Linked DNA regions of Mus musculus: all the other regions are linked to region 1. A link is a loop called in an ENCODE intact Hi-C map of the cell type or tissue named here. Cell type or tissue: heart. All regions are shown on one strand. Region 1 has its middle 15 kb from the start of Fos. Region 2 holds the start of Gm40477 (a long non-coding RNA gene). Region 3 holds the start of Tmed10 (transmembrane p24 trafficking protein 10). Region 4 overlaps Tmed10 (transmembrane p24 trafficking protein 10).

Region 1 (8,000 bases):
TTGGCTGGTCTGGAAATTGGTAGCAGACCAGACTGGCCTTGAACTATAGAGATCCTACTGCCTCTACCTCCTGAGTGCTACCATGTGCCCTATCCCCCAAACAGATTTGACAGAAAGTATCTAGTTATGGTGTCCCATACCCGTAACCCCCAAATTGAGGAGTGGGTATAGGAAGGTCACCTCTGAAAGGTAGTTCAAGGCTACCTTTGGCTGTAGAGCTAGTTTGAGATCAGCATGAATGGTTCAAACCCTTTCTGGAAAAAAAAAAAAACAGGCAAAAGCCAACTGATATAACACAGTGACTGTGAAAGGCAAACTGAACTTGAGTCTCTTCAGTTAGCTCTGTCACTGTGTCTGAGCACCTGTGTGCTGGTGTGTGTTTACACATTCTTGTGAAGCGATGTAACATTTTGTCATGCTTCCTGGCAAATGCATTGTGGTGAACACGTTTAGTATTTTTATTATATGTTACCTTCCTAGTGTGTTCTTTAAAATGGGAGATTTCTCTAAAATTGTTTGCTTTGAAACTGAAGGACAATCAGGAAAACATGACACTGGATGTATGATATAGTCATGGTACAATTAAGCTACTTGCCTGCTTCCAAGGGATAGGCAGTCAGCAGCACTAACTTGGGCTCACAGCGTGCTAAACACTGCTCTAAACTATACAACTTTTAATGTCTTTTTGGGGGGTAGGGGCTGTTGAGATGGCCCAGCAGTGAATGTGTACGCTGTTGTTGCAGCTGACCTGAACCTGGTTCTCAGCATCTACCTACATCTGGCACATCTGTACAAACGTGCACAGACACATACATAAAAATTAATATAGATTTTTATTAAAAATAGTCGCAGGGCTGGGGCTGTGCTTTTGTGGCTAGAATGCTCGCCTAACATTAAAGAAGTGCTGGGTCTGAGCGCCAGGGCGGTTTGCTTGTACAGGGTATGGTGGTGATTCGTTACCTGTCATGTCACCACTTGGGAAAAGGAAGCAAATGGATCAGAAGCGAAAGGCCCTTTTCTCAGCTACATAGTGAAGGCCTGATCCACATGAGATACGCGAGACTACGTCATATATATACAAAATAGTCACAGGTACCCTCTAAGGTAGGCCTCGCTATTATGCTTACTTTATAGATGATAGTCTAGGGCACAGGAAGACTGTGGCCTGTACTTCATTATCCACCTGGAGTGGCGGCCCTGGAATCTGAGCCCAGGGTAAAGTGTCCCCAACGACTGCATGCTCAGCGGCTGGTAAGGAAAACCAAGTCCTCTACAACCTTGCAAGCCGAAGAAAGCTTCGATGGGTAGAAAAGCTCCTCTCTGCCGGCTTCCCAAGCTCCTCCCAGGGGTCTCGGCGTCCCTGCACCCTCCCTCTCCGCACTCTCCCGATGCCCTCACCCTGCTCTGCCAAGGCCAAGGTGTCACCTAACCCTTCCCAGCTTCCGGCCCTTTGCTCCAGGTCAGCTCGCTCCTGCAGACAGCACCAGGAGCCGGCCAGTCCTCTATTTACTGTTTGGTTTCCACGGTGACACGTAGGCGCCGTCAGCGCCTCCCGTCAGCGGCCCCCACCCGGCGCCGTGACGTCTGCCCGCCGCTTCCGTTCTGCCCATATTTGGAAAGGCGCCGCGGGCAGGGAGGGGTTGGGAGCCGGACTCCCGCGGCGCCCCGCCCCCTGCCCGGCTCCGCCCCCGCACCGACCCGAGGAGCCATGGGCTGTGCACCCCTCCTCCTACCCCGACCCTGCGGAGGCGGGCGGGGGCTCGGGTCGCCAGCATCACTGGGCTAGTGGAGGCTGCAGTCAAAGCTTAGGGCCTGGCTCCTCTGTTCCCGGTGGACGATCCGGGATCACGATTTTCGCTTTCTGTGCCCGGAAATCCTGGAAACAATCCCGGTCTAACCCTCCCTCTCTTTGATACACTTGATTTCAGATTCTCGTCTTTGGCGCAGTGAATAGCTTTAAGGACACAAGTTCGGGGGGTGGGTGGTCTGCGTTTTCCCTTGGGACATAAGTGACCTTGGGAAGGCCACTTTTTTTTTTTTCTGGCTGGGGCCTTTTTAATTTTTTTCAACCCTGTCATCTATTTAGCGAGGTCTTCCATCACCCTCTAACTGACCCCCCTCTTGGTGACATAATTGCAAAGTAGGTGAAGTTCTTGAAGACCCCCGCAGTTCTTATGCCTGCACTACTTGTATCTGTGCGTCTCCTGGGGCTTGCTCATTTTAGACGCTTAATTAACTTTAGTTAACTGCTGAATGAATGGATCCGAGACGGGTTTCACCTTCATAAGTCCGATCCCGCAATTCCTTTTACAGGCGGAGGGAATATTGCGATGATTAATAATCGCGCGGCAGGGTTGCTGATGTAAAGCGATTTGCGGATGTAAAGGGCAATAAACATGCGGATGTAAAGGAATCTATCGAGATTCCAGAAGTCTCTAAGGAGCCGTGGGTGTGTGCAGCAGAGCCGTGGGGGCGGGGATGGGGAGGGCAGTGCCGCAGTGACTACCGCTGGGTACTCCGTAGCAATTAACGAGATGTGTGGGGCTAATTCTTTATGAGGCTGATCTCCCCCCTAACGCCAATACACTCCACTATCCTCTTCTGTTGGTCGCCCACGTTCCCCAGTCCCTTTGGCTATAGAAGTGTGGGATTTTTTTTTCTAGAATTTCAAAACTGAAAGGGACTTCAGAAATTAAACTTGTTATTTCATAAACAAGGACACTAAAGCTTGTAGAAGTTGGCTTTCCCAATCAAGCTTGAACAGTTAGGTAGAAATAGATAAAAGTCGGATTTCTGGCATCAAATTGTGTCCTCCTCTCCCCTTAGAGGGTATCGAGGTGTGCCTAAACCTGAGCTCTGGTGACCGAATTTCTCGGCTTAGCTATGCATAGTTGGGCTTAATATTACATTTAAGTATCCAACGATGCCCACTGTCACAACCCAACAACAGAACGGGATGAGAGTGTTTACTCCTTAAAGCCACTAGCATTCCTCTTTAGGACGGCTGGAGCTTGGTCCCGGGGAAGGGTCAGAACTGTAGTCAGGCTGTGCTGAAACTCGAGTTAGATAGACTAGCTTTTGTTACCATTCAACCCCAAGCCATAGGCAGACTGCCCAGACTGCAGCTGGTGAGCAACCTACAGGACCAACCCTTCCTGATGCTTCGAAGGTTTCTTCCTTCTTAGGAGCCTGGCTGCAGGGACGCATCTTTCAATATTCCTTTACAGCTTCACCCAGATTCTTCTCACAACTGCTTTTCTCTAACATCCAGGCTGGCTGCGAGGACAGCTCCCGCAGAGATGATTGGTGCCTCCTGGTTGACTGGCGCCTCCTCACCTCTGGCTGATGTGAGGAGTGGTCTGGGAACCGTCCTCTTTCCTCTGACTGTTCTTGGAGCGGTAGCCTCAGAACAGCATCTCTGCCACCTGGTGGTTGTGGGAGCCAAGTGTGCCCTCCTCCTCCCCCAGTTCCACAGACATCATCATAGTGATGAGGGGGCTCGCAAGAGTTTGCTGTGAGGAGGACAAAAGTGTGAGCGTGGTTTCTCCTCCTCCAACCCGTCTGGGAGCAAACCCAGTTTGTCATGCTTGGCGGCAAGCCCCTCTCCCTATTGAGCCATATTGAGGCCCACTCTTGATGGGAAGAGCCAATCTGGCAGATGAAACCAAAACCAAAATAAAACACCAAATAACTCTAGCTGTTTTCTCTCTGTGGCTTGTTTCTGAGCACTTGTTTCATGTGGATGTAGGGAAACAGTTTTGTCATTTTTCTTGCCAGGGCTGCTTTTCAAGACCTACTGCCTCTTCTCTTTCCAACCAGATTTCAAGTCCCATCTTTGAGATAAGTTTCTCTCTCTCTCTCTCTCTCTCTCTCTCTCTCTCTCTCTCTCTCTCTCTCTCTCTCTCTCTCCCCCCTTTTGTATAATTTAGCTGCACTGAGAGAGACACACATAGTAATTATAGGCTCCCTTTTAAAAAATGTAATTTGTTGTTTTGGTATGCATCTGTGTGGTGTGTGTACCTGTGAGGTTGTGTGTGCCACAGTGCACACTAGGGGGTCAAACAACAACTGTGTGGGGATAGTTCTCTTCTTCCATTTATTTTTTTTAAAAAAAGAAGTAGTTATTAACTTTATTTCTTTTTTTTTCTTTTTCCCCTCTTCTCTTTCTCCCTCTTGCTTCCCCCCATCTATTTTTTTTAAAAAAGGTTTATCTATTTATATTGTGTATATGGGTTTTATCTGCATGTTTGTCTACACTCCAGAAGAGGAAAATGGATCCCATACAGGTATAGATAGTTGTGAGTTGGGAATCAAACCCTTGACCTCTGGAAGAGCAGCCAGTGCTCTTAACCACTGAGCCATCTCTCCAGGCCCTTCCTGGTCCATCTTTATGAATGGGATGGAATTCAGGCCACTGTCCTCTATGGGGCTATTTGACCAGCCCCCTTCCTTTTCTTTCATCCATTTGTTCATTCATTAATTCAATGAACCTTTATTTTTAGAGACTGAGTCTGTGTATGTAGTGCACACTGGCTTTCAATTCATGATCCTCCTGTGTCAGTCTCTTGAGTGTTGAGAGCATGGGTACATACCATCACGTGGGGCTGGGAATAGGGATATGAACTACTTCTCAGAGTGTATATGCTGGCTTCTTCACTGTTTCCTTGGGGGTGGTGGTCAAATATTGTCTTTTGTGTTTATAGACTCCCTCCACCCCCATAGGGCCCTCCATAGGACTGGGGACCAAAAAGGTCCTCCAATAAGTCACTCCTTACTGACTGGTCATTTCTACAGACACACTGTGGACCTTCGCATAGATAAGCCTTCTAGAACTCTTAGTTCTTGGTGGTGGTGGTGGTGGTGGTGGGGTGTAGAGGGTGATCTAATCAAAGGTGGCTTTGCACAATGCATAGTTTCACAAGAGAAACACCACCCAGAGTGAGAGGAGGAAGCTGGAAGCTTGCAGTAGCCTCAGAAGAACGAGGAGGAGGGTGCCAACCAGGAAAGGAGGAAGCACAAAACAGGGGTCCTCTGCAGCTGGGGGTTGGAGAGACAGCACAGGCTTTAGAGCTAGCTTCAAGTCCAGACTCCTTTGCTGTGAGGCCTTGGCTGGCTTACTCTGCTGTCCCAGTTTTCTTCTACATAAATACCTGCCCAACTCACGGCTGTGCCAGGGTGCAAGCTGAGCTGTCGTTTATAAACGCACTAGACACTACAGGGCACTAGGTGATATGAATGAAGGTCCCAGCTTCTGGCTTTCCTTCAGCACCACCCTTTCTGGGTTCCCTCAAGGTCTAGGTTATCTCCGGTCTGTCCATAGTTGTTGACCTTCAGCAGGTCTCTCCAAGTCCTAGACTCATCGGTTTCTCCTGTGTGAGGTAGGCCTAATTATATCTGCCTCCAAAGACTCAGGAGCATAAAGTCAGGCATTATCATTAGGAATGAGGGGGAAGCCCTGTAAAGATGAACAGGGTTCCAAAAATCCTACAAGTTTTAAGGAAGACAGGACTCATGGACTCAGAATGAGACAGGCTCAGCAGCTTTTGGGGGGTGGGAAGAAGTGAGGGAAGACTGGGCTGGGCCATGAGCATTTGTCATTTCTCAAGTAACCAGAAATGATGGGGCCTCACGAGGTGTGAGCCTCTTCGCTCTAGGAACTATTCAGCTGCAGGGCTAAACTGAGGGTGTGGACCTAGTGAGGCTGGGTGCCAAGACCCATAGGTTCTTCTACCCTCCTTCCATGGAGGGAGGGGGGCTTCGGCATCTAAGGGTGTGTGCTGGGTGGGCCTTGGCAGCCTTATTGTTGTTGCCTGTGTGTGGGAATGGCCCAGGGACATCTTGGCCCAGGAGGGGGACTCTTGGGCCTAGTAAGCTAGGAACCTGCCCGCACAGCTCCCCAGAGCTGCCATTCCAAGCCTTCACTGAGGGCACCCAGGGATTGATTGCCAGCTATTATAAGAGAGGTGGGGGAAGGAGAGTTGTGGGAGCCACATTCAGCTCAATTCCCTTCAGCTACATGCACGGAAAAGTACTAACTGGGCTATGCAAATGACTGGGTCTTTCTGTCAGTTCTTTCTGAAGAAGGAAGCCGGTTGCAAAACCATATAGTGCTAGAGTGTTGCAATTACAATGAATCGGGAATCATAAAATGGACCCCCCCCACTCTTGACAGCTCTTGCCCCCTGTAACACACTGGGGTGTCTGGTAAACCCGAAAAAGGCCAGGGGTCTCCCGTTAAGCAAGCTATTCTTTGGGGATCCCAGACACAGTTTGAGGCTAAGCAAACTCGTCTTTGGAGCTGCTGTTTGGGGAGCACAGAGGAACCTGGAAATCTCCTTCCAATTTCTAGTGACAGCTACAGGGTGGACGCTGGATGGCTTCAGCAAGCCCCAAAGCAGCTTTGTGGGAAGGAGACAAGCAAGCAAGCAAGCCCCACAAAATCAAAACGAACAAACCAACACAGCCAGCTTTCAAGGCCGTGAGGGTGCAGATACTGGTTGTGCACTGGAGGGGAAATGCTGGTCTTTTTCTTCTCTTCACTGGTCTGTTCTTCATGGCTGGTTTTTTGGTTGTTTCTGGTGAGCACGCAATGCTTAGAAGATATTTTAAAATGTTATCAAGCAGAGCAGATTTTTTTTTTTAAGATAGAGGACAGCATAATTTGCCTTGCCCTTTCTTTCCAAAAAAAAAAAAAAAAAAAAAAAACCACACCCTTTGAAAATTCAGATAGTGAATATATACAGAAAGTTAAAAATGATTGTAATTCTTTGTCAACAGTTTTCACTCTAACTTTCCAATGACTACTTGAGTGTTTTGTTTTGTTTTTTGAAATTGGGTTTCTCTGTTGTAGCCTTGGCTGTCCTAGAGCTCAGTCTGTAGACCAGGCTGGTCTGGAACTCAGATATCTCCCTGCCTCTGCCTCCTGAGTGCTGGGATTAATGGTGTGTACCACCTCAGCCCAGAGTGATGTGTCTGCCTGCCTTTCTCTCTCTCTCTCTCTCTCTCTCTCTCTCTCTCTCTCTCTCTCTCTCTCTCTCTCTCTCCCTCTGTCCCTCCCTCCCTCCCTCCCTCCCTCCCTCTTTCTTTCTTTCTTTCTTTCTTTCTTTCTTTCTTTCTTTCTTTCTTTCTTTTTTTCTTTCTTTCTTTCTTTTTGGCTTTAGCTTGGCTTTTTCTTCTAGTGATGGGGGGCTTGAACCGAACTCTGTACACAAGCAGGTCTGTTGGCACAGACACATGTCTGAAATCCCAGAACTGGAGAGGTGGAGGCAGGAAGAGGATCACAAGTTCAAGGCTCCTTCAAACTACAAGATAAGTTTGAAACTAGCCTGAGTTAGGTAAGAAAAAACAAAAGAAACAAAAACCCATCACCCCCCCCCCCCCAAACCACCAAAACATCGAGGCCTCAATGCAGAATTCTGCATCTGACCCCAAGATGGGACACAGGCAAAACCGAGGCGCACTGAAGTGTTGTTTAACATCGTCTTCAGGTGCTAAGCATGGTGTGTGTGTGTGTGTGTGTGTGTGTGTGTGTTTTGGGGCTGAGGGTGGGATCTGTTTTTGTTCACTGTTGGTGTGTTGCAGGCTCCCAGTGGGCGTTTAAGGAAGGAGAACAAACCAGTTCATTTGAGACCTGTAAAATGCCCCCTACCCTTCTGCGGAAACGCTTCGATTCTAACTTGACGGATGACTGACTGACTAAGGAGCTGATTGGAGCAGGGAGCTGTGGGCTCTACTTAACCAGTTCCAGGTCTTTCTCCCGCTGCTTACGCTGCGGTGCTGTGATTTCCACCTTAATATTGAGTCGCTGCGCCCCCTTCTGGTAATTTTGGGATATGACAAGGACAAAATTCTTGTGGGCTGGGGGTTGGGGGGAGGGTGGGAGTGTGTGTGTGTGTGGGGGCTCTTTTGCTAAAGGCTGAGGAGCAAGCACATTCACTGTGAGGAACTCACTCACCCTGTTGAGGACCTCTGACTTCAGGAGAGGAATTGCTGGAACAGAA
Region 2 (8,000 bases), 50 kb before region 1:
TCACGATGACCACACAAGGTAGGCTGAAAGACTGAAGCTGCCCAACAGCAGGAGCTCCACTTTGAAGCTTCCCACACTCCATTGCTCTATCCTGTCTACAGCCCAGCTCCTGAGAGACGTTCCTTCCTCCCAAGTGGGGGTCTGCTGAGCTCAGGCATCAGGCCGGCTCATCACAGCTCTGTTGGTCTACTAAGTATCCATGCTCACTCACATCACACCCTGCCTTACAAAGGCGAGCAGAGCTTTGCCTACTGAGTCAGTTTCGGGGAAGCGTGGAGAAGCCAGAGCACAGCAGATCAGAGAGGAGCAGAAGAAACCAGAGATGCCTCTCAATCTATGTAACAATAAAGAGCTAGAGGGAACGGGTGGACAGTGTATCTGAGAGGGGTCTTGGTAGCTATAAGATTTGGGGTGCCAAAAGTGAGGAATTGGGGGGGTGGTCAGATCTCTCTCCTCCCAGCCCCCTTTTCTATCCCCTCTTCCACTCTCTTCCTTTCACTTTTCCTCCCCGGTTTCCCTCCTCACCCGTGATCTCTCTTTGGATACAGACTCTAATTCTACATCCCAGGCCAGAATGGCCTGGAAGTCATTATGTAGCTTAATCAGGTCATTTTTATTGCTAAATTACTAATTAAAAATGGGAGATCTGGGTTGGCTCATGACTCAGTGCATAGGCACTCGCCACCAAGCCTGATGATCTGCATTTGATTCTCAGATCCCATACGGTGAAAGAACAGAGCCAACTCCCACAGTTGTCCTCTGACCTACACACACACACACGCACACACACACACACACACACACACACACACACACACACACACTAACTGTAAGGAAAAACTTGGAGGGGGTTCTTATAAAAAGCTGTTTAAGCTAGATGGAGTGGTGCACACCTGTAATCCCAGCAGTGCAGTCAGAGGCAGGGGGATCGTGGATATTGGTTGATGTTATATAGTAAGTTTGCCACCTTGGAAAATCAAAAATGACAACCAGATGTGGTGGTGACACGCCCTTAATCCCAGCACTCAGGAAGCAGGGGCAGGCATAGCTCTGAGTTCTAGGCCATTCTGGTCTACATAGTAAGTTTAAACCAGCAAGAGATACATAATGAGACCATGCCTAAAAATATAGTATATATTATTAATCATATGTGTATTGCTTTGATTCTGAAAGCTGATATTAATCTGTTCTTGGGCCCCACAAACATTTACCTAGAATTTATTTTGGCTTTAGTCAGGGATCAGTAAACCATGTCCAATGGTTAAATATGTTTAAAGGAGGCCCAAAGACAGAAAGTCCCCCCAAATGAACGTGTAATAGCAGACTTTGAGTGTCTATAGACCGGGAGCATGCTTGGCTTGAACAAAGCCTGGGTTTCAATCCCTAGCAGTCAAGACAGAGCAAAACAACCACAAATAAACAACCATCGACTCATCCCGTATAGCCTGTACTATTTTTCTGGTCTCTGGGGTCAGCCTGGAGGTAGTACCTGGTTGGTATTCACTGATGCAGTAACAAACCATATATATATGTCAAAAGGTTCTACCCAGCCTCCTCTCAGACAGAGCAAAAAGCTGGATATCTCTGCCCACCACACCTGAGAGCAGTGTTTATGGCTTCCAGACGAGGTCAAAGCCCCAAAGGCCACAGAACAGCAGAGTTTCCTTTTCCATCCTCATTTCTCTCTCCCCTTGACTTCTTGGCAGTCTTTTAACCTCCAGATTCCATGTGTTTGGTTCAGCTGAAAGCAAAACAAAACACAGTCAGGCTTATCTGTTTGCAGAAAGAGGTTTCAAAGGGGCCAGCCTTCCCACTCCTTGGGTCAGAGAGAAGTGTGTGGGTCCGAGAAAAGAAACTGCAAGGTAAACTTGAGACCGGTACGGGAACCAACTTCCTTCCAAATAGCCTGAAACATCTCCTGCATAGTCCCACACAGCCAAGCTCCTTGCTATCAGCTCCCAGGCCAGTCTTTTCACACGCTGTCCTCAGAGCAGGTCTCTACATGGCATACATTTACACCAACGAACACCCACACGCACACACATACACACACGGCTCCGTCTGGTGACAGATTGGGGTCTGAAAAATCTGGCAGCCTTCTCAGCTGATGGCAGAGTGTTGAGTCTGTTCTGTCTCCCTGGAGTCCCTCTGCACACGCAGGTGCACGTCAGCGCCTGCTCTAATTTTATCCCTGGCTGATGGAGGAGACTAACTGAGCAGCAGGGAAGATGCTATTTTGGGTCTCTCTGCAGCTCTGGGTTATATAAAGCCTATTGCCGTGACCTGCATTGCTTTGAGGCTGAGTCTCACTCTTGAGCATGCTGTCATAATATGTCATCAGCTCAGACACACACACACACACACACAGAGCTCTTGGGGAATGAGGAGAGGTGTGTGCTGAGGAGGAGTGTGTGTGTGTGTGTGTGTGTGTGTGTGTGTGTGTGTGTGTTCCTGCCAGCTTGACTATACTATCCGGTAAGGGCATTGTAAGGGAAAGAGGCTTGTTCTGGAAGGAAATAGAAAGCTCTTTCTGATGGAGAAACATGAGGGTCTGGCTTTGAGCTTTAGGACAGAATGTTTTGTGAGCTGATGTTGTAGGTCTGCTGTTGGCATGGTGATAACAATTTCTATTTTGGTAACTCTTTTCATTTTAAAGGAACCTAAGGGGCTCGTGAATTATACACAAACGGTTTTGCTTTGGAATGGTAGGATTTTTTTTTTTTATCTGACATTAGCAGCTGCTGCTGCATGAACAAACGAGATGGTCTCTTTTGGAGATGGGCCGTGACAGAAGATTGCCTTGCCCACACCAATGGGGATAATCTCGCTTGGAAAGTTTTTCCTTATAGGTCAAAACATCCCTCACATTGCTGGGAATTTGTCCACCTTCTTAAAGATTCCCGCTCGCTTGATTCAATCAGCTCTATAGACAAACTGTCTTTGGACTTCCTCTGAGATTAAATCTTTTCTTTTTAGATATATACATTTTGATAGATGAACATATAACAGAATCTCACTAGGACACCCTTGAAAGTACTAGGGTGTTCTCAAACTGTGTGTCATTCACACAAAGCTAGAGTGACAGGGCTCAGAGAGCTTCTCCCAGTCTGTCCTGCTTCCCATAACCAGCAGGGTGAGCAGACGACGACCGTTCTCAGTGAGCCACACGTTTCCCGTTCTTAATCTCCATGGGCATGCTCTGAGTGACATGACGGGACCCATAAGGTATTGCCCAGGGGCACACAGACTTGGCAGGTTCAAATCTTGGCTTTGGGAGCTGCCAGAATGGGAGGCCCAGGGCCAGGGCTCCTGCTGTTGGTTTGGTTCCCGTCATTGGCAGCAGCTGTGGCCATGGAGTTCCCATAAGTCGTAACTTGACGGCTGCCTTATTTCTCAGCTGCCCTTTGAAAGGAGTTGATCCTCCTTTCCCACTGGCCGAAGCGCTTCTGAGGATTTCTGGAAAGAATAACCTAAAGCTTTCCACAAAGAAAGCCAGGGGAGTCTGGCAATTAGCGCCAAAAGGCAGAAAGGAGCGGGGCCCCAGAGAGTTCTAGTGCCGGGAGCAGCTAAGAGAAGGAGGAAAGGGAAGTGGACCAGAATCAAAGACAGGGTTCGCAGGGGCCGGATGGGGAAATGAAGCCAGGAATGGGGAAGGTACAGATGAATCACTCTGTGGCTTATTAATAATGGACTTGGGTGGAATTTGGACACGTGTGCCCTCCTTTCCCCTTCTTCCAGGCTGGGAGGTGGCCCCTCACCTTGGTGAACTACTTAATGCCTTTCATCTACCCCTGCCCATTAATGAGTCAGTATCAGTATCTCTCTGTGTCTGTTTGTCTCTGTGTGTCTCTTTTTCTGTGTCTTTGTCTCTGTCTCTATGTCTGTCTCTCTGTGTCCTGTGCCTCTGTCTCTCTGTCTGTGTCTCCGTGCCTATCTCCCCTGAGCCCCTTATTATACAACCCAAACTAGCCTCGAACTTATACTCCTGCCTCCGTTCCTCATTACTCCATTCCCCTCAGGAGCAGGCCTGAATACACTGCCATCAGACATGGAGTTCTGAGGCCTGCAGCCTAAGTCTCTGAGTTGTTTGTTTGTTTGTTTGTTTTGAGACAATGTCTTGCTCTTTGTATCCTTGGCTAGCCTGGAGCTTGCAATGTCGAACTAAATTAGCTCCAAACTCACAGAGTTCTGCCTGCCTCTGCCTCCTGCATGCTAAGATTAAAGCGTGCATTCCATCATTCTTGGCTCTGGCTTAACTTTTATAGTCACCTTCCCGAGTAACTCATCCCTGTGAAAGTCTCCAGGTCGCTCCTTACCACCTTACACTGATCGTTCTCAACTCTCTTGTCTTCTGTGTGTGTGAGTATAGACTGTTCCATCTGTCTGGAATGCCCTTCCTATTGTTGTTGTTAGTAGTATCTGTGTGAGTGCGCCCGTGCAATGTAGCCAAGGCTAGCTTCAAACTTGTTATCCTCTGACTCAGCCTCCCAGATATTAGAGTTAAGGTGTGCTATCATGTTTTTTTTTTTTTCCTGGAAAATTCCCATTTTTTTTCCTTCTGATGCTGACTCAAATAAGTTGTTTTAACTCTTCCTGCCCTGGGTCAGGAGCTCTCCGCTGGCATGTTTGTTTGCCTTTTGCCTGAGTACTTAGTTGAGTACTCTGCAGCCCACCGGGACCATGGGCATCTAGATTAGTTCTCACTTAGTCTACCACTCAGGCTGCCCAGCAAGTATCTGTTGAATGAATGACTGCATTGAGCAGAAGCCACATTTCCGCAGTAAAGTTTCCTCTGTGTCACAGGAGCTAGAGACTGAGCTTGCGGGCAGTGTCAGTGTGCTTTGTCTTGAGAAATCTGACAAAGAATATAGGACGTCCTGAGTTATCTGCCTCCAAACCCTAAGGGGAGGGACAACAACAGAGATAGTCAATCACTGTGTTACACGGGTGCTATGCTGCGCGAGATGGCCCATGTGACCAATCAGCATCTGCCTTTTCTGTGCCCCGTCCCAACTAATTCATGGAGTAGAGTGTACAACGTGCATATGGATCTCACAGTCCTTTCCAGAGAGCGCCATGCTCCCACCATGCCATACTTCAGTTCCACCACGGATCTACCCAACCAGTCATGACTCTACCATGAGCATCAGAACTTCCAGCCAGTGCGACCCGGTGCTGCATATCAGTGATCCCAGGGATTCGGGAAGCCGAAACAGGACCATTGCAAGCTGAAGGCCTACCTGAGTGGCTTAGCAGGACTCTCCCAAAATAAAAAATAAACGAGGGAGTGCCAGGGCTGAAACTCAGCAGTAGAACTTGCCTAGCACGAGTGAGGTTGGGTTTAAGTCCCAGGACGTGGGTAGATGATGGTGGTGAGGACGTCATAGCTCCATCACTGGGCTGGCTGCCATCTCTGCCCAGGTCACACCCTAACGATGCTGGCCTCAGGGACTGAGGCACAGGAGAAAGTGTGGAGCACCCAGTGCTTGACCCAATTACACCAAACCAGGGTCAAGGAATTCATCAATTCTAGGGACATCTGAGATGTATACATCTAAAAAAGCCAAGGGAAGACCAGAGGAAACCCCCAACTACAAATTGGGTTTGTAAATGCATTATTTAATTTAGGTTACTTAATTTAACCTCTGATACACGTGATGGGAATAATTTTGTGATGGCATATCATCAATGTGTGCATGCACATACACATAAATATTACCCTAAACCCTTTGCTCTCACACTCAGAGATGCCTCCTGAAGGTAGAACCAGGGTGGTAGTATCCCAGGAGTAAACTGGCTGTGGGAACGTGGGCATAGAATTGGCATCTGGGAGAAATTTTCAAAATTTTAAACAGTTCCTTTTGAGGCTTATGCATCTCGACAGCTCTCCTGCTTTGACAGAGAGGAGAAAAGAGCAGCCATGTGATCGGGAGCCTGCAGGAAAGAGGTTGGAAGAGGGCTGATACCCTAGTCCATGGCTTTACAACAGCTGCAGGGGCTGGAATAGTTCACTTTAAATGAGATGACGCTGGGCCACTTAGGGGAAAGAGAGAAGATCGGAAGACAGAGAGGGTGGGTATTAAAGAGAAGGGACACAGAGAGGGTGGGTATTAAAGGATTATGTGTTTTAGGCCGTGTTACCATCACCCAGAAAGGCATGTACTTCAACTGCCAAGAAACTAATAATGAATTGGAACACCATCCAGGGATGAGAGCAAGTTAAAACAATAGCTCCTGTGCTCAACCTGTGTGCTATTTCAAGATCAGCAGTTAACTGGCTTTTCGGGGCACAATGGGCAAAAACCAGGATAGGATCCTGTGTTGTCATTTAAAGACTTTCTTTTTAATTTGTGTGTTTATTTTGGTTTGTGGGGTTGGGGGGAGAGAATCTCAGGTAGTTGTCTTCAAATTTGCTATGTATCCAACAATGGCCTTGAATTACTGATCCTCCTACCTCAGACTCTGGGATTTTAAAGGTCTGTGCCCCCACACTGAGCAATCTGATCTTGATTTTTTTTTCAGAATATGAAAATTTATTACCGTGTTTCCATTGTTAAACTTTATGATCTTGGCCTTTCTTTCTTGCCTTTGTATAGAGCCAAAACATTGGGAAATATTGGCTACTTTAACCACCTTAAAGAGGACTCCAGGAATATCACCTACAGCATGACCTTTTCGACCAAATCTAGCAACCAGAACTTCGTCATTTTCCTCAATGAAGTTCCATCATTGGGTATGAACGTTGTGATCTTCTTGCCGTTCTTAATGAGCTGCACCCTGACACACTTCCTGATGGCAGAATTTGGCTGTTTGGCCTCAACCCCTACTTTTTCCAGCACAATTCCCTTTGCATGAGAGGCACCCCCAAACGGATTGGCCTTCAGGGCTGTGCCCAAGTGGGCTTTCTTGTACTGCTTATCATGCTACTTCTGGTCCTGTCGGTGACTGCAGAGCTTCCGGGCAGTTCAGAGACCACGACACTTGCCCATCATGCTGGCGCCAGGCCCAAAAGAAAGAGATTTTTTTTTTTAGGACAGTGTCTTACTGTGTAGCATCAGCTAGCCTAGAATGTAGACCAGGCTAGCTCAAACTCACAGAATCTGCATGCCTCTGCTTTGGAAGTGCTGGGATTAAAGGTGTGAGTGACCTTGTTATCTGATCCATCTTTAAAGGGTCAAACAACTGGGCTCTTTACAGTCAGGGTACCCGTTGGCTTTCTACCTGTTCTGCTGAATGTCTTATACCGGTCACCTCATGCAAGCCTCACACCTTTACCGCATACCCCCCCCAAGTAGGTAAGCATCCCCCTTTAACTGCTGGGCAAACACGCCCTGAACCCACTGCGAAGTTAAATAACATGCCTAAGGCCACAGATTTTGTGAATGACAAAGCTAGGATCTGAACAAAGACAGACTGGCTCCAGATCCCAAAATCGGATCCCAAATCAGCAACCATCACTCTGTACTGCCCTGGATGTAACCAATAAACATATAAACAACAAAACAACAACCACAACGATGACAAAAAAAACCCTGACTATTGGTGCTGCGCAGGGTGTGGGTTCCACCCCAGTGTGGCAGATGAGAGCAGATGTGTGGAAATCCTGTGTATGAACGTCAGCATGACATCACTGGGGATGAACGCTTATGAATCCAGGTCAGCCGTGTCACCCGCAAAGCTTCACAGCCTCTCCACACAGCACTGGGATGAGTCTCACTACTGGATGCCCTGCCCTTGAGTAGTCAACAAGTGCTCCCTTAATGTGTTCACTCAGTTAATGTGCCTTGAGCACTTAGCCCGAGCCTGGCAAGCCATACTAGGCTCCGGAAATAAAAATGGGCCTGATACATAGTCCCTCCCCAACATGTCTGGAGCGGTGAGGGCAGGTACCCTCAACCAACGACCAAACGGGCTTGAAGCTTAGCGATACTCTGAGGCTAATGCCACCCACTGTCCCTTCATCCTCTGAGGATGCTATTGTTTTCTACATGTCTTGGGAT
Region 3 (8,000 bases), 110 kb before region 1:
TGCATATAAAATATAAAATAAAGTTAAATAAAATTTAAAAGTATAAACTCTGCATTTGTCCTGCTTATGTGAATTATAACTTTAGGGTAATCAAATGGTCTTTTTTAAAATCACAGAAAAACAGCAACATCTTGTCATACAGATAAAATACAAACGACTGTATTGATAGTCATAGTACAATAAAAATACTTTCTCGCTGGGCGTGGTGGCCACACCTTTAATCCCAGCACTCGGGAGGCAGAGGCAGGCGGATTTCTGAGTTCGAGGCCAGCCTGGTCTACAGAGTGAGTTCCAGGACAGCCAGGGCTATACAGAGAGACCTTGTCTCAAAAAACAAAACAACAACAACAAAAAAATCTCTCCATTTCAAAATAAATGCTCCACCGATCAGCAGGCAGTGTCTGTGCAGACAACGGTGCTGCACACCTTACAGCCACAGCACGTGAGCGGCTGAGGGCAGCTTGTTCTACAAAGGCTGGTTTTTGTTTTGTTTTTTGTTTTTTTTTTTTAATTAACCCCAGCAGTCAGGAGACAGAAGCAAACAGATCTTTGAGTGTGAGGCCAGCCTGGTCTACACATTGAGTTCCAGGACAGCCAGGGCTACAGAATGAAACCCTGCCTTAAAATTAGTAATAGTAATAATAATAAATATCTCAGCTTCTCAGTGGTAGCACACTTTAATGCCAGCAATCATTAGTGATTGCAATCTCAGGGGATCCAAGGTCTTCTGGCCTCTGTGGGGACCAGACATGAATGTGGCACAAAGATATATTTGCCAGGGCTGGTGAGATGGCTTGGCGGTTAAGAGCACCAACTGCTCTTCTGGAGGTCATAAATTTAAATCCCAGCAACCACATGGTGGCTCACAACCATCCGTAATAAGAAACAAAGAACCTATGGGCCAGGGCAAGTGGGACCTGGAGCGAGCGGGAAAAATCAAAAACCAAATAAATAAATAAATAAATAAATTTCTCTTCTTTTGGCTTGAAAAATCCCCTGCCTGCCTTCATCTTCTCTAATTCCACTCTACATAGTAATCCACTGACTATTAAATTTGGTGCCATCTTTCTAGCCTTTCAATTTATGGTAACGTGCTGACCCTAAAATACATTGAACTTATGAATCTATAGCAGATCAGAGGGCCATGGAAAACACCCTCATGTTCCTTGATCCCACATGAAGTGCAGAGCGCTATCCCTGAGGTAAGCATTCTTCTCTCAGCACTCGGGTCAAACCCAGTGTCTGGAACAGGAGGGAAGCGCTCTCTCTACCAACAAGCTACAGCCCAGGTCCTGCACAGCACCAGCTATCTGTCAAGTATTCAGAGCAGAAAGATAAAACTGAGTCTGGTTACATAGTTATGCCGTACTCCTCTTACAGGAACCACGGGGAGAGCGACGCAGGTGATGGGAACCTGAAGTCGCAGGTGATGGGAACCTGAAGTCGCAGGTGATGGGAACCTGAAGTCGCAGGTGATGGGAACCTGAAGTCCTCCGCTAGAGCAGGACCTGTTCTAATGCTAAGCAGCCTCTCTGGCCCCAACACACTAATTTTAAATAAGTCTTTTTCAAACAAGTGGGGAATTTAAAATTTTCTTGTTATAATTTATTGTGTGTGCACGTTATACACATGTGTACATGTGAAAGTTTACAAGATAACGTCTGAGAGTTGATTCTCTCTACCCACCATGTGGGTCCCAGGAGTTGTGAACTAAGGCTTAAAGACTAGAGTCTTTACCTGAAGCATCCCACCAGTCCATGAGTGGTGATATCCTAATATGTTCTGGGTATCACATGACCTTAGGGAATCATTACAGGATTTCATGTGTTTTGTTTTGAGAGAAGGGTCTGAACATGTTAAACCAGATGGCTCTCACCCTCTCGGCTTCAATGATCTCACCTCACCTGGTTTTCACTATGTTGCTCAGCCTGGACTCAGCTAAGCCTCCTATCTCAGTCACCTCAGGATTACAGACACACACAACTGCACCGAGCTCACTGCTATTTCTGAAAGGGTGTTGTTACATGGCCATAAAACACAGTAACATGTTCCTATTTTTTAAGAGATCCAAGCTGCTGTCAGCTGGACTGAAATCCTAATACTGGGGATTTCCTGGGATTGAGATAGTTTAACAGAAAATAATCCAGGGAAAGGGGTGAAGATTAAACAAGTGTGGATCCTGAATAGTTGCAAAATCTGGGTAACACATGCAAGTAGATAGATATATTCTGCATAACAATGAAAATAAAACACTGCCCAAAGCAACTTGGGTTGGTGATAAAACTCAGGACTTTGACATCACAATCTGTGCTTTTTATTTCACTTGAAAAACCAGATGAAACAAAAGGGCCCATGTGTTTTCACGGCGAGTTTCATCAAGAGCGAGTATACTGGCACACAGCTACAATCCCTGCACTTGCAGGGCTGAGGTAGGAGGACGGGGTTCCAGTGAGGCCTAAACCCACAGAGGGGAGGGTGCTGCTCACTCGAGCTCACAATCTCCACCATGCCAGTTACACCACACTAACCACAGCTGCTTCCCAGTTGTCTTTTTTTTTTTTTTTTTTAGTGCCCAGCTCAATTCATTCCTAGATATTATCTACTTGGCATTTGGATTTAAGATTCCAGTAGTCCAATTGAGCTGGTGAGGCATAGCAGAGAAAGGAGGGTAACTGAGTGTTGGTGAAATACTAGTGAGTTGAGCACAACTTCCTTCCTGCTGGCGCCATCCCTTTAGCAGCCTGTGAGCATCCCAGCGTTCACTAGCGTAAGGTTGGACCATGTTCCTGTTTTCACTGAATGCTTACCAGAAGCAAGGCATTATCCTTAACATTCTAGAAAATATGAACAGGAAAACAACCCCTACCCTTAGGAAACTACTAAGAGCTAAGAAGGGAGACAAAGGATAAGCAGGCGAGCTACAGCGAGCGCTGTTCAGGGAGGCCCTATTTAGAACACAAATTAGAAACTAGCAACATATGAAGCTTCAAGACATCCCATGAGGAGTTCTACAGCACATGTGGGCAAAGGCAGATGGTCAGACAGGCAACAGTGGACCCTGGAAGGGTTTCAAACACAGACTCAGGAGAGACCGCAACACTGAAGAGCAAGGTCTCTTTGGCTGCTCAGATTCTTTGATTCTAGGCACGACTTCTACTCTGGAGCCAGCATTAACAAAGCCCAACCAAGCCGGGCGTGGTTTAAATCCTGGGCAGAGGCAGGTGGATTTCTGAGTTCGAGGCCAGCGTGGTCTACAAAGTGAGTTCTAGGACATCCAGGACTATACAGACAAACCCTGTCTTGAACCCCCCCACCCCCCAAAAAAAGCCCAACCATTGTATCTGTATCTTTAAAATGTACTACCAACACTTTCTTGGCTGACAATTCAATATTTAAAGGGATAATAAAAAGATGGCACACAAAACAATAACCCTGAAAATAGTTTTTCTCTCCCAAATAAAGTCTGTTACATTATCACTACTGTGGCCCAATACTTTAAATATAAACAATATAGCTGAAGCTTGTTAAGATGCTCAGGGGGTTAGATCACTTGTTCCACTTTCAAAAGACCCAAGCTGGGGTCCCAGCACCCATATGGTGGCTCATAACCATCTTGAACGTCCAATCTAGAAAACTTGATGCCCTCTTCTGGCCTCCATGGGCTCTAGGCACCCACCAGGTATACATACATACATGCAGCCAAAATTAAAAAAAAAAAAAAAAAAAAACTTAAATAAACTGTTTCTATTTGGCTTAAGAATGTGACGTTTTCCTTCTGTTAAAAAGAAACAACAACAAAATAACTAGTGCTTATTGTGAATGAACACAACTATTCAGAACACAACCAACTCCACTATTAACAACTCAAAAATCTAGTCAAGCAAAACTCCACTGAAAACTGGGACCAAATGGCATTAAGTAAAGTAGCTGTCAGCATACAGGGATCTAGGTGACCCTGGTGTAACTAAAAGAAGGGACTAGAGACTATGACCATCTTGTGATCAATAATAAATCCCAGGAATCACAAATAAGCAAAAGGAAGGTTTTAGCACTTTTCCATCAATACACTTAGCTGGTCAAATCCATCTCCAACGATTGTTCACCCTACTTGAGCCTCAGTTTCTGAGTCTATATAACGAGGCCCATGGTTCCATAGGGTAGTGTTTGAACTAAACGCACAACTTTAAGTGGCACAGGAAGTGACGCTTCAGGTGCCTAATGAACAACACATTTTATCAGTCACAGCCAACGTTATTGTCTGCTTTATTCGGTAGGTGTTGAGGTATCTTATGATGCCAACCCCCCATTGATCCTCGAAACATTGCTCAGGAAAATCACGTTAATTCCTCGATTCCTGAGACTTCACAAGACACAGAACCCCGATGACAGCCCGAAGTGGAAACAGCCCTAGGTCTCCGGACTCTAGGTCCGCCAAGGCAGAACTCTGCCCTTCCAAGGGCCCCGACTTTGGCGCGCGGCCCCGCCCCGCGAACCCCAACGCGCGGGGTGAAGGGGCGGTCCCCACCGCGCAGACTTAGCGTTCAGGGATGAGGTTGGGGGGAGGCCAGGCCATGCCCCAGCCTCCGCCCGCTCGCCGGCCCGCCGGCCTCCCCCTACCTCGGCCTTCCCCGGACTACGCCTGCCTTCCTGCCGCCCACCGCCGCGCCCCGCCGCCGCACCTTGAGGTGGGTGCGCAGGCCGCCAGCGCCCCCAGACTGGTCGGTGATCTCGTAGGCGCCCGTCACCAGCAGGTCCTTGTGGATCTCCTCTCGGAGACACTTGCGAGAGTTCACGGGCAGATGGAAGGAGATGCCGAGGACCGAGCTGGGGCCGAGCAGCAACAGAAAGAGCCAGGCGGACGGGAGAGGGCCAGGCCGGGAGAGTGGGCCAAACAAACCAGACATGGTGCCGGAGCCTCGTTCACCACCCGGGGCCTCTAGCGCGCCGGAACCGGGAGCACCCACGTGACGCGCCTCTGCCCTGGCGAGGCCGTCCGCGCCATTTTGGAGATTGGCTAAACAGAAAAGGAATGTAAAGCAAATAACTTCTAAGAGGAAGCAAAGATTTGGTAGTATGTCATAACTACGAGTTTAAGGGTCTATAGAGAAGTCCCCAGGAGTTTTTCGTACACGTTTTATTTTTTAATGGTGGTGAAATACTTCCGAGTGAGCCATAGTAAGTATGGGCAGCCTCGGAAGTAATTGTTTTAAGCCCCCGGAAGCGGTTCATGCGAGTTTTTAAAATCGACGACACCATAGCAACCAGCCCCCAATAAGAAACAGCCACAAGGCCTTCTCTGAGCCCGCCCACCAGCTGCGTAGACTCGGGGCTAAGGCACCAGAGGAATTTCGGTGTCCTAACGCTTACTCCAAAGGGTGTTGGGACAGTGGAGCACTGAAGAGGGAAAACATAAGAGAAAATTTTAATTTGGCTTTTAGTGAGTGTGGGTTGCTAACTCAGAGGAGAGTGCGTAGAGGTCAGCGGGTGAATGTGGATTGGCAGGTATCCAGTTAATGCAAGTTGGGTGTTCCCAACGCACTTATTTATTTAAGACACATCAATAGTCTTCTGCGATAAACTGCACTCAAACCAACATTTAAATTTTTGTTTTGGTCCAGTCAGTGATGAGCATAAAATATTATTTTACCAGATGAGTGTTGTCAAGGGGAAGAAACGGCGTGTTTCGAAAGCATGTTCTGTACCTCCGATAGGTCTTTTTGGTTTTGTTGTTGGTTTGGTTTGTTTCTTTGGATTTTTTTTGTTTGTTTGTTTGTTTCTTTTCTTTCTTTCTTTTGTGTGTGTTTTGTTTTATTTGTTTCTGTTTTTCGAGATAGGGTTTCTCTGTATAGCCCTGGCTGCCCTGGAGCTCACTCTGTAGACGAGGCTGGCCTTAAACTCAGAAATCCACCTGCCTCTGCCTCTCAAGTATTGGGGTTAAAGGCGTGTGCCACCACTGCCCCGGTGGTTTGGTTTTTTGAGACAGGGTTCTTTGTGTAGCCCTGGCTCTCCTAGAACTCTAGAGACCAAGCTGGCCTCGAACACACAGAGATTCACCTGCCTCTGCCTTCTGAGTGCTGGTTTTAAAGGCATGCACCACTGCCCTGCTCTTTTGTAGTAAACTGATTTGTATAGGAATTGTTCATCCATCCGTTAGTAAGTCTTGATTACCTACTACGTGCTAGAGAGACTACAATCATTATGTCTAATGTGTTTATTGAGGTACATCCTTTCTGCTCAATAAACTGAGCACCAAACAATGGGAATACACACCTTTAGTCCCACCAGGGCTACACAGAGAAACTCTGTCTTGAAAATCCAAAAAGCAAACACACAGGTAAAATTCATGTCCATAAAATAAGTCAACAGACTTAGCAATCTTATGTTAAATCAGGGATAAAGTAATCAAACTAAATATTCCTTAAGAAAATAATTCCTATATAGTATTTATCGATTTAAAGAAATATTTAGTGCCTGGCACAGTGGCACAAACCTTTAGTCCCAGCACTTGGGAAACAGAGACACATGTAGCTCCTTGAATGGAGGCCAGCCTAGTCTACATATTGGGTTCCAGGACAGCCAGAACTACATAGTGAGTCTGTAACAAAACAAAACAAAAACAAAACAAAAGTTTAGCATCTTTATGTTGCAACTATAACAAGTGTTATGGAGCTAAAAAAAATATACCAAGAACCATGCTCAATATATCATGCCTGTAATCGCAGGGTTTGGAAGACCGAGGGAAGAGGATGGCCTTGAGATGGAAGCCAGCTGGGACTGTATAGTGAGTTCCAAGCCAGCCTGGGGTACATGTCTCAGAAAGCAGATACTACAACACCCAAGAATAAACAGTAGCCTATGCGTGTAACTGTAATCTGTTTTAATCAATGTCTCTTGAACACTAGCAAAAATAGAAGACTTGTCTGCCTTTAGTAATTTAGATGGTTGTTCTTTTGTTTCATTTTCATTTTTTATAACTCCTTTCTGTCTACCTGGTTCCTTTCCTGGAACAGAAGTCTGAAAACAAAACAAGTGCAAACATAATAGAGTTGTTAAGCATTTTAAAATATAGCAAATACCATATAATACTTTATGAGAGGTCAACTTAGGAACATTCAGTTTGATTGTTTTATCCCTGATCTAAGATTGATAGTCTACTGAGTATAAGTTGATAATTTGCATAGAGCCTCTCCCCAGCAATGCAGGGGAATCAACATATTCTTTTTTTTAAGATTTATTTATTTACATGAGTATACTTTAGCTGTCTTCAGACACACCAGAAGAGGACATCAGATGCCCATTACAGTTGATTGTGAGCCACCATGTGGTTGCTGGGATTTGAACTCAGGACCTCCGGAAGAACAGTCAGTACTCTTAACCACTGAGCCATCTCTCCAGCCCCATATAATTATTCTAATTCGTTGTTTACTCAAGTTTGAGGAATCTTCTGACCATTAGCAGAGATTTACAACCTGTCAATTACCTGTGCATATGTTTTCCTTACCCTTTCATCTTCCCTTGTTTTTTTTTTTTTTTTTTTTTTTTTTTGGTTTTTCGAGATAGGGTTTCTATGGATGTCCTGGAACTCACTTTGTAGTTCCAGGACATCCATAGAAATGGCTGGCTTCGAACTCAGAAATCCTCCTGTCTCTGCCTCCCAAGTGCTGGAATTAAAGGCGTGCACCACCACCGCCCTGCTCATCTTCCCTTTTATACAATAGACCTTTTTCCTTTTGAGACAGGCTCTCTTGACCCAGCCTGGCCTGGGACTCTGGGTGATTCTATCTCTGCCTGCTAAGTGCAGGCATCCACCACCAGACAAGGCCTATTTCACATACCTTCATGATCTCATCTGATATTTTCAAAGCCCTGTAGGATAATTTAGACATTTTCATTTCACAGATAAGGAAACTGAGGGTATGAGATGCTAAGAAACTTGGGTAGTATTTTAAAAGGCATTTGTGTTGCTTAGCTTAGAGCACTGTGACACTTTATTCAAGGGA
Region 4 (8,000 bases), 140 kb before region 1:
TGTGTCCCACCCATGACCCTTTTAGGAGACATAAAATTATGAAGGATATCACCAGAAGCTATGTAAACATTTCATCTAAGGACCAAGAGAAGTTCAAGGTGTTTTCACAAGGAAACCAAAGAGACAACTGATATGAAAGAGCTGACCGCAGTCAGAGAAATCTTGGGAGGAGAACTAGAGTGAAGGACAAGGCGATGAGCAGGTGGGAGAGAAAAAGCAAACAGCTCAAACAGATCCTGTGAGGCGGGCGACCCAGGACGAAGGCTGGCTTTGGCGTTATCTAGGTAACCCCGGTTTGTTGTTTTGTTTTATTTTGTTTTCTTTCCATAGGCGACTTTAATAATCTTGTTGCAAAACCAGTCCAAATCCTACTGCATTAAAGTCCTCATTGACTTGTTGGGTATAGGTGGTGCCCATGTGCTCTCATACCAAAAGTATCAGTTCTGGCAAGAAAGCTCAGCTGTGCCTTGATGGTACTGTTAGTAGAATGGCCTTGGGCTAGGCCAGGCATGTCCCAGCGATGTTCTGCTGGCTCTAGGGGACAGAACACTGAGCCTCATTACTCTATCAACTTCTTGGCCTTGAAGAAGCGACGCAGGTAGAAGACCTGCCAGGTGGCTAGTCCAATGAGGCAGAACATGGAAAAGATGCTGAAGTACAGGACCCGGGTGTTCGTGGACTCTAAAGAAACAAAACAATGCAAAAACACTGTAAATGGAATGAAGTTAAGTTGCTTCAGTTTGGCTAAACAATGGCTAGGGCGTAAAGACAATTAGTTAGCCTCATTCTGTCCATAGGTCTCAGAGTTCAAACAATTAAAGCAAGCAAGCAAAAGTGAGTATGGTAACACACCTGTGATCTCAGCACTTGAGAGGCTAAGACAGGAGAATCCTGAATTCCAGGCCAGCCTGGGCTACATAGCAAGATCCCGATAAGAAACTCTAAAACTGTACTAATAGGATCTGAAAAACCTTATGCTGAGTTGGTAACTATAGCCGCCTCAGTGGTACACCACTTTCTTAGCATGCACAAGGCTCTGAGTTCCATCTCTAGCCCTGTTTCCTTTTGCTTTGTTTTTAATCCCATTTAAAATGTTAAAAATTACAAGTTGGTAATACTTTGCTACAAGCTAACCAAAAATATAGTCATTACATATCACCAAAGGAAATGTCATTCTTCTGAAAACCTAGCCAGCTGATTTACCTTTTAGTTACAATAGCCCTAGAGAAGCAATTTTATTTCCCTAAATCATATTCCACTTTTCCCAAACTGAGAAATGTGTACGTTAGCATTCAGTGTCCAGAATCTGTCTCCTTTACAGCTCACGCACTGAGAAATGAAAGCTACCCCACTCACCATTAGTGTCCCTCATCTCCTCTTCCCGCTTCTTCATGTAGGCAAAGTCATTAACAATGGACTCGGAAAGGTCCTCGAGCCGTCGTAACTCCACCTCCAGTGGTTTGAGTTTCTCGACTTTTGCAATCTGGAAAAGATCAGAATTGGATCCAACTCCCTGAAAAAACTGCTTAAGTAAAGAACATCAAAGCACAAAACAAAGCCATCTGGAGGAGCAGAGTCTCCTCCTTACAGCCTGCACTGCACTGCACCCGTAAAGAAGTAGTGAGGGCAGGAGTTAGCCAGTGTGGGAAGGAGCCCAAGAGAAGTGGGGGAGGGGTGTGAGCAGAATGCACCATCTACGAGTCTGTGTACACATTCAAATCTCTGTCAATCATTCTAAGATATTTTAAAATTTGGCTTTCTACCTTTCTCTACAAACTATATTTTTCCACCTTAGATCTTTAATTTTAATTAAGATTTCTTTAAGATGTGTGTAGTAGTGATTCATGTAAACCCAGCATTCAGAAGGCAGGAGCAGGGAGATCTCCAGGACAAGGTCAGCTGAGTGTATAAAAAAGACTTCACAACAAGGCTAGGGAGATGCTGTAAATGGCTCTGTGGTAAGATCACTTGCTATGCAAGCAAGAATACCTGCACTCATCTCCAGCATCCATGTTTTTAAAAGCTGGGCATGGTGATGCATTCTCGAAACTTCAACTTTGCATTGTAGGGTGGAGACACGAGGAGACAGAGCCTGTGCACCACTTCCAGCAAAACAGAACAGCTCAGTGGAAGGCTGTGAAGGAGGAGGTCCTGTCCCTCCACATTCCTGACTGTAGTACAGCACTTTACATTGCCCTTTCATCCTTTGGTAGGCAATTGACACTATAGCTAGCATGGCAGCTTCGAGAGTCATATTAGGTGAATGTAGGCAGAAGGAGGAAGCATGTGCTCCTGCAGTATCACAGAGGAGCTCAAAACCAAAACCAAAAACTAACAGGGTTTTGCATATCTAAGTCATACAACACTGGACTTGATTATGTTCAGAGCCAAGAGAAATCATACATTTGCTAAAAACGACCCTAAATCTACCTTGACCGCTCTTCAATTCCCTTCCAGAGGCAGCTACAGTTACCAACTCAGCATAAGGTTTTTCACACCCTATTAGAAGATAAACAGTGTACAGTTTTATAGCTTTTCTAGTTGAGAGTCCAGGGTTGCCATTCACCTAGTATTTATCTGCACAAAATTCCCCAAGGAAAGCTGGGAGCAGTGGGACATGTCTTTAATCTCAGCACCTGGGAGGCAGCAGCAGGCAGATCTCTGTGAGTTCAAAGCCAGTCAGGTCTGTATAGTGAGTTCCAGGACAGGCTACATGGTGAGATCTCGTCTCAACGAAACAACAACAAAAACAAAAAACTCAAAACCAAACAAATAAAAACCCCAAGGAAAAGGTACTAATAAGACATATAATAAACCAAGCGTAGTCTGCGTAACATCTTCCTCTTGCTCTGCACTTCCCTATCCAAAGCTTCCTGACTGAGACAGAGAGGCAACAGTATGAAACTTCTTAGACATCAATTATTTAAGGGTCCCTAAATAGAAACTTGCAAAAAGGAACTGGAACTGAAACTGTGGTTGTGCTCCAACAGCTAGAAATATATATATATATATATATATATATATATATGCATTACACTATTATATTTTTATATAATAAATACACACACGCCGGTACTTGGGAGGTAAATCAGGAGGATCTGAGGCTCTAGAGCAGCTGTGGCTACCACACAATAAGTCTACAGAGAGCCTAGGCTACATGAGACCCTAATTAAAAACCAACCAACCAACCAACCAACCAATAAATAAATGGATGGATAAAAGGTGAACTATTATACTAGGTCAGCAGGGTCTGGTTAGATTTCTCAGACTAGCAAGGTTAGAGAATGGTCCAGTTCTCCACTGCTGCTACTCTCATGCTTGCAGGCAAAAGCATAAAACCTTAAAAGAAATTCCAAGTGCGTCCTCCAGGAGACCCTCTTCACTTGCCCAGGACTAAACACTAGTCAGTTCAAATATAAAAAGTAAACTCTCAAGGCTGGGACCAAGCTTCACGAGCATACACAAAGCCCTGGGTTTGAGCCCCAGTGCTGCAAGTAAGTAAACTTAACACTTGTTTAAAAGAAAATGAAAACCTACCACCACCCCCAACAACTGTTCCGCTTGTCTAAATGCCTGACTTAATGCTCCAAGTTCTAGAAGAACACCAGCTTGTATGTTTCATGAAGACAGCCCAGTACTCTGCTTTTTTCTTCCAAGGCAGAAAATAAGGCAGGCCATGACAATGTGAAACAAATATTCCACTAGGGGGTGCCGTTCTCCTGATATATTGTGTATAGCCATTAAATAATCACAGAGTATTAGAGGAACTAGGTACTCATTTTATGGGTCCATCACTTTACAGAGGAGGAAACTAAGCATTCCACAGAAACTCACTTTTTAGTGGCAGACTACAATTTTCAGTGGCAGACCCGATTAGACTAAGATGGGCTCTGGAATCTCTAGCCAGGCACCTAGTATGCAGCACTGGCTTCAAAGGAGCCCATTTTCTCAAGTACTGTGGCTCCTTAAGCAAGTGCTTTGTGATCAGAGTACTCTGCATCCTTTCTCCATAAAGCCCACTGCCCAGAGAAAGCCCTCAACATCTACCACTCTAACGTGACTAGTTCATATTGCTTAGAAAAAACTTAAAGCTATGTGGACTTTCCCTGTCTATGTACCTTCAGAGCATCAATAAATTAAGCTTTTCCTAAAATGCATCTATGCCTGCCACTCTGATGCCACAGCTTAAATCCAGAGAGTACCCAGACTCATCTGAGAGGTACTGAGATCACTAATCTGCAAGCAAACAACTAAAACTAAATAAGCTCAACTGCTTCCAGATCCACAGGAAAGCCTCCTGTTCCAGTCAAATTAATCTGCTACCTTCATGGCCTGCCTCAAAAACCCAAATCAGTTCCTATAAGCTCCAAAGGCTAAACAATAAATGTGAGGGACATGAAGTCTAACACAGGTAAACAGAAAGAACAAGATTCAAGGACCAATCTCCAGCACAGGGGAGGTGCACCAATCACAAGCCTGTTCACAGCAGTTCAGAGGGCCAAGAGGCTGCCCGAGCTGGCTTCACATAGCAGTGCCAACCCCAGGCACTGAACCTGAAAGCTCTCATTGAGAGTGTCCAGGATGGTTCTCCATTAGCCTCCGTTCCAGTGCCTTACTCCTGTCCTGTCCTGTCCTGTCCCGTCCTGTCACTTAGACTGTGCCACTGGTACAGGGAAGCAGAGCCCTCCTTCCTATGGCACTCAGAACACTTGGTTCTGGTTTTCTTTCTTTAGCTGTGGCCTCAACTATGTTTGGGGGCACCTTCTGATAGAACGGCAGGCTTAATAGAATCTAGTCAAAACAGGACTTCCTCCTATTGAAAATTCGGACATCTACAAAAAGAAAGGTCACACGCAGTCAGGAGTTAGGGGACAAGCTGCCTTTGTCCCCCCAGTTACACAATCAGGGAGTCTATCTCTGCAAACAGCTACTCCAGTTCACGAAAGAACAAGTTGCTTTAAAAACAAAATTAGGGGGAAAAAAAAGGGTAGATTTGCATCCTGAAGATATAGAGATGCTGCCATCTAAGGAGCAGAGGCAAGGCAGTAGCAGAAGTCCTTGAGACACAAGGGACCAAGCATAGATGGTCCCTTGTGTCTCTTTCAGTGTACAGTGTTCTTTCTCTTTATATTACAGCCAGTATTTGTCTCCCAAGTATAAAATACTTTATATTAAGACTATATAACAATTTTACTAAGTCCCTCCTAACATTTCACACAGGCTACTGTGCTGCTCTGTCCCACTATGACGACACTGAGTAAGCTGGCCGTGGTGATACAGGCTGGCAGGCCTAATACCTCAGAGGCTGCGATGGAAACGATTGAAGGTTTGAACTCACCTAGGGGCCTACACAGTTGAGTTCCAGGCCAGCCTGGGCTACATGGCGAGGTTCTGTCTCAAACAATAAGACATTACTGCATGCTACAGGACAGCAGAGGACTTCGGAACTGAGTCCACATTCTTGAGATGTTGGATGTGAAGGAAGTTAAAGGGACTGATTTTGGCCTGTCATGGCTACTCTAGGCCTTTGCCTCAATCTGTGCTGGTGTTGGGAGCTGAGAGGAGGGAAGTCATTAAAGAAAGTGGTGGGGAAGAGTTCGTGGTTAGGAAGCAGAACCTTAGAGCTGTGTTGTAATCATGTGCGTAAAAAGCTTAGGACATGCCAGACATCCGAAGCAGGAAGCAGGCAAAGGAAGCGATGTAGTTCCTTTCCTCTAGGGATTCCCCTCTTAGATTAAGCAGAAGGTCAAAAAAGATGAAATTCTTGTCCAGTGTTAGTAACACCTAAGGATACCGGAAATGCCAGGAATTGTGATTCCTGTGGTATGTGGTATGACAGCGGCATTCATACCATTCTTTATACAAAGCCATAGTAACGCCATTGTTTTGGGGAGAGTATGCTATATCTCGGGTTTAGCAGGGCTTCAGTACCCTGTTATTTAATACACAGATGCTTAATGACAGAACAAAGTTACAAGTCATATAGTAGGAAGCAATGTCTCTGTTTCATAGACTGAGCCAAGGGTAGAAAAAGCAGCAGTAACAACACAGTGCAAGCACTGTACCTATTCTTGTAATCCAAAAGAGCTATATCTTCAACACTCCAAGGCTCAGGGAACACAGTGGGAGAGTCAGAAGAAATGTAAGCTCTAGTGGACACGGGGTGCTGTGAAATGCTGTGTTTTAGACATGACATGGCCCTAGTGAACATGAACTCACAGCAGCTATACAAGACCTGAACAAGATCAAGCTAGTCAAAATTCCAGCACAGATAAGGGAAGGTCTCAGGAGTGCACAGCCTAGCTGAGGACCTACTGCCTGTAGATGGCTGTGTTCTTTGGGAGTGTGGTCACTGGTAGGTGCCCATGCCCCATAGCCATGTGCATAGGACATTACTAACCAGACCAGTAGTCACAACACCTGAGGGCGTGTGTCGAAGGATCCTTTCATGGGGTCACCTAAGACCATCAGAATACACAGATATTTTCATCACAATTCTAATAGTAGCAAATTAGTTATGAAGTAGCAACAAAAATAATTTTTTGGTTGAGGTCACCACAACATGAGGAACTTTATGAAAGAGTTGCAGCATTGGGAAGGTTGAGAACCACTGAATTAGACTCAGTGAGCTATAAAAAAGAAGACATGAAGTTAAGAGACATGTCTGAGAGGGTCTGGATGTAGTCAAAATGCATTGTGTGTGTGTGTGTATATATATATATATATATATATATAAAATTCCTCAAAAAATTTTTTCCAGGCATTTTATATCTCATAATAACAGTTTAACAGTTATCTTATAACAGTCAATAAGATTCTTCAGAATCTTGAAAAGTTAAGATTTCACTTTCTGTGTGGTGGTGGCACACACCTTTAATCCAGAACTTGGGAGGCAGAGGCTGGTGGAGCCCTGTGAGTTCAAGGCCAGCCTGGCCTGCAGAGTGAGTTCCAGGACAGCCAGGGCTACACAGAGAAACGCTGTCTTGAGGAACTGGAAAACTTGTGTTTTCACTTTTAAACTCATCAGTTAAAGAGGCTCTCTAAACAAGCCTGGAGATACAAGCACTTTAGCCTCCACTGGGAACTGTCTGATATCCGTTACTGTATCACTGCTTGCTCTAGCGACTACTTCCAAGGAACTTTGGTTTCACTCAATTGAACACAAGAACAAGAAAAAAAGAGGAAAAACTTTGTGGACTTATAGTTACTTCCTGATGCACATATGGCCAATCACTTCCTGTCTGCTTCCAATTTAGGACATTTTCCTCCCAAAATCTTGACGAGCCATGTCTGTTCATCATTTTTCAAATTCTACCTAATCACTTTAAGCAACGTTTTTTCATATAGTTAGGATACACCAAACTATATTATATATCATTCTGTAATACTTCCTACCAGAATAAAATGTCTGACTCTCTTACAGCTCTTTGTACCACCCAGCCTTCCTCCTTTACTTTAACTGGAAGTTATTTTTTAGCGATTGTTTCTCAAAAAACAGCACAGCTGTTCAAGACTAACCAGCGTTTGAGTCTAAACCCTAAGATATACACCTACTTGTTTTAGAGAAGAGAAGGGGATGATATTAGGAATTAAAAAACAAAAAACTTTCTTTTGACAGAATTCTATTTAAAAGTGTGTGTGTGCATGTTTGTGTGTGTTCTGCCCCAGAATGCTAATGGCATGACTGAACTCTACCATAGCAACACGCAACTGTACAGACAGCTGGTTTAGTTCATTGGTTATAATCACAGCCAGAATTATTTGTTCAAGTCTGTTAATACAACCTTTTGTATTACCAGGACCATAGCTGGTTGTCACATGGCTGCTGAGAAAACCACAACCTTGTGGGCCAAGTGTGGCCACTGGCCTGATTAGGTCACAGAAGCCTCCAGCCCCGAGCGTTCCTCCCTCCTGTCTGTTGGAGCAGTACATACCTCTTCATAATTTTTCGCCTCTACTCCATGCTTCATGTCTAGAATCACGAGTTGGTCAGGTATCCG

Evidence for each region. Hi-C counts contacts between places; a loop is a spot of excess contacts. Peaks named below come from ENCODE experiments on the same cell type or tissue, not always from the same donor. Only the 100,000 strongest peaks of a DNase experiment are listed, where the experiment ranks them.
Region 2: a loop joins it to region 1, with 2.9 times the contacts of the local background. A loop is called at or near these places in 19 of 42 quality-filtered maps.
Region 3: a loop joins it to region 1, with 5 times the contacts of the local background. A loop is called at or near these places in 30 of 42 quality-filtered maps.
Region 4: a loop joins it to region 1, with 5 times the contacts of the local background. A loop is called at or near these places in 35 of 42 quality-filtered maps.

Annotation. Positions count from the first base shown.
Region 1 is chr12:85,484,508-85,492,507 of GRCm38, forward strand. No RefSeq gene overlaps it. Among named protein-coding and RNA genes, the nearest start is that of Fos, 15 kb to the left of the region's middle. In heart, CTCF peaks have their summits at 3,447 (motif pointing left) and 7,801 (motif pointing left); DNase peaks (open chromatin) are centred at 1,524, 2,424, 3,444, 7,784 and 2 weaker places; H3K4me3 peaks cover 3,237 bases; H3K27ac peaks cover 3,367 bases.
Region 2 is chr12:85,434,103-85,442,102 of GRCm38, forward strand. It overlaps Gm40477 (a long non-coding RNA gene), which reads right to left and starts at 2,355. Exons shown (of 3, transcript XR_872875.2): 1 at 2,040-2,355; 2 at 1,598-1,741. It also overlaps the pseudogene Gm46370. In heart, a CTCF peak has its summit at 3,139; DNase peaks (open chromatin) are centred at 2,149 and 3,289; H3K4me3 peaks cover 997 bases; H3K27ac peaks cover 4,273 bases.
Region 3 is chr12:85,369,762-85,377,761 of GRCm38, forward strand. Tmed10 (transmembrane p24 trafficking protein 10) reads right to left here and starts at 4,956. Exons shown (of 5, transcript NM_026775.4): 1 at 4,680-4,956. The coding sequence starts at 4,904. In heart, a CTCF peak has its summit at 4,942; DNase peaks (open chromatin) are centred at 4,690, 4,960 and 5,300; H3K4me3 peaks cover 2,641 bases; H3K27ac peaks cover 2,870 bases.
Region 4 is chr12:85,342,869-85,350,868 of GRCm38, forward strand. It overlaps Tmed10 (transmembrane p24 trafficking protein 10), which reads right to left. Exons shown (of 5, transcript NM_026775.4): 3 at 7,935-8,000; 4 at 1,357-1,483; 5 at 1-681. The coding sequence ends at 560. Among named protein-coding and RNA genes, the nearest start is that of Nek9, 7.5 kb to the left of the region's middle. In heart, a CTCF peak has its summit at 3,693 (motif pointing right); DNase peaks (open chromatin) are centred at 3,683 and 5,653.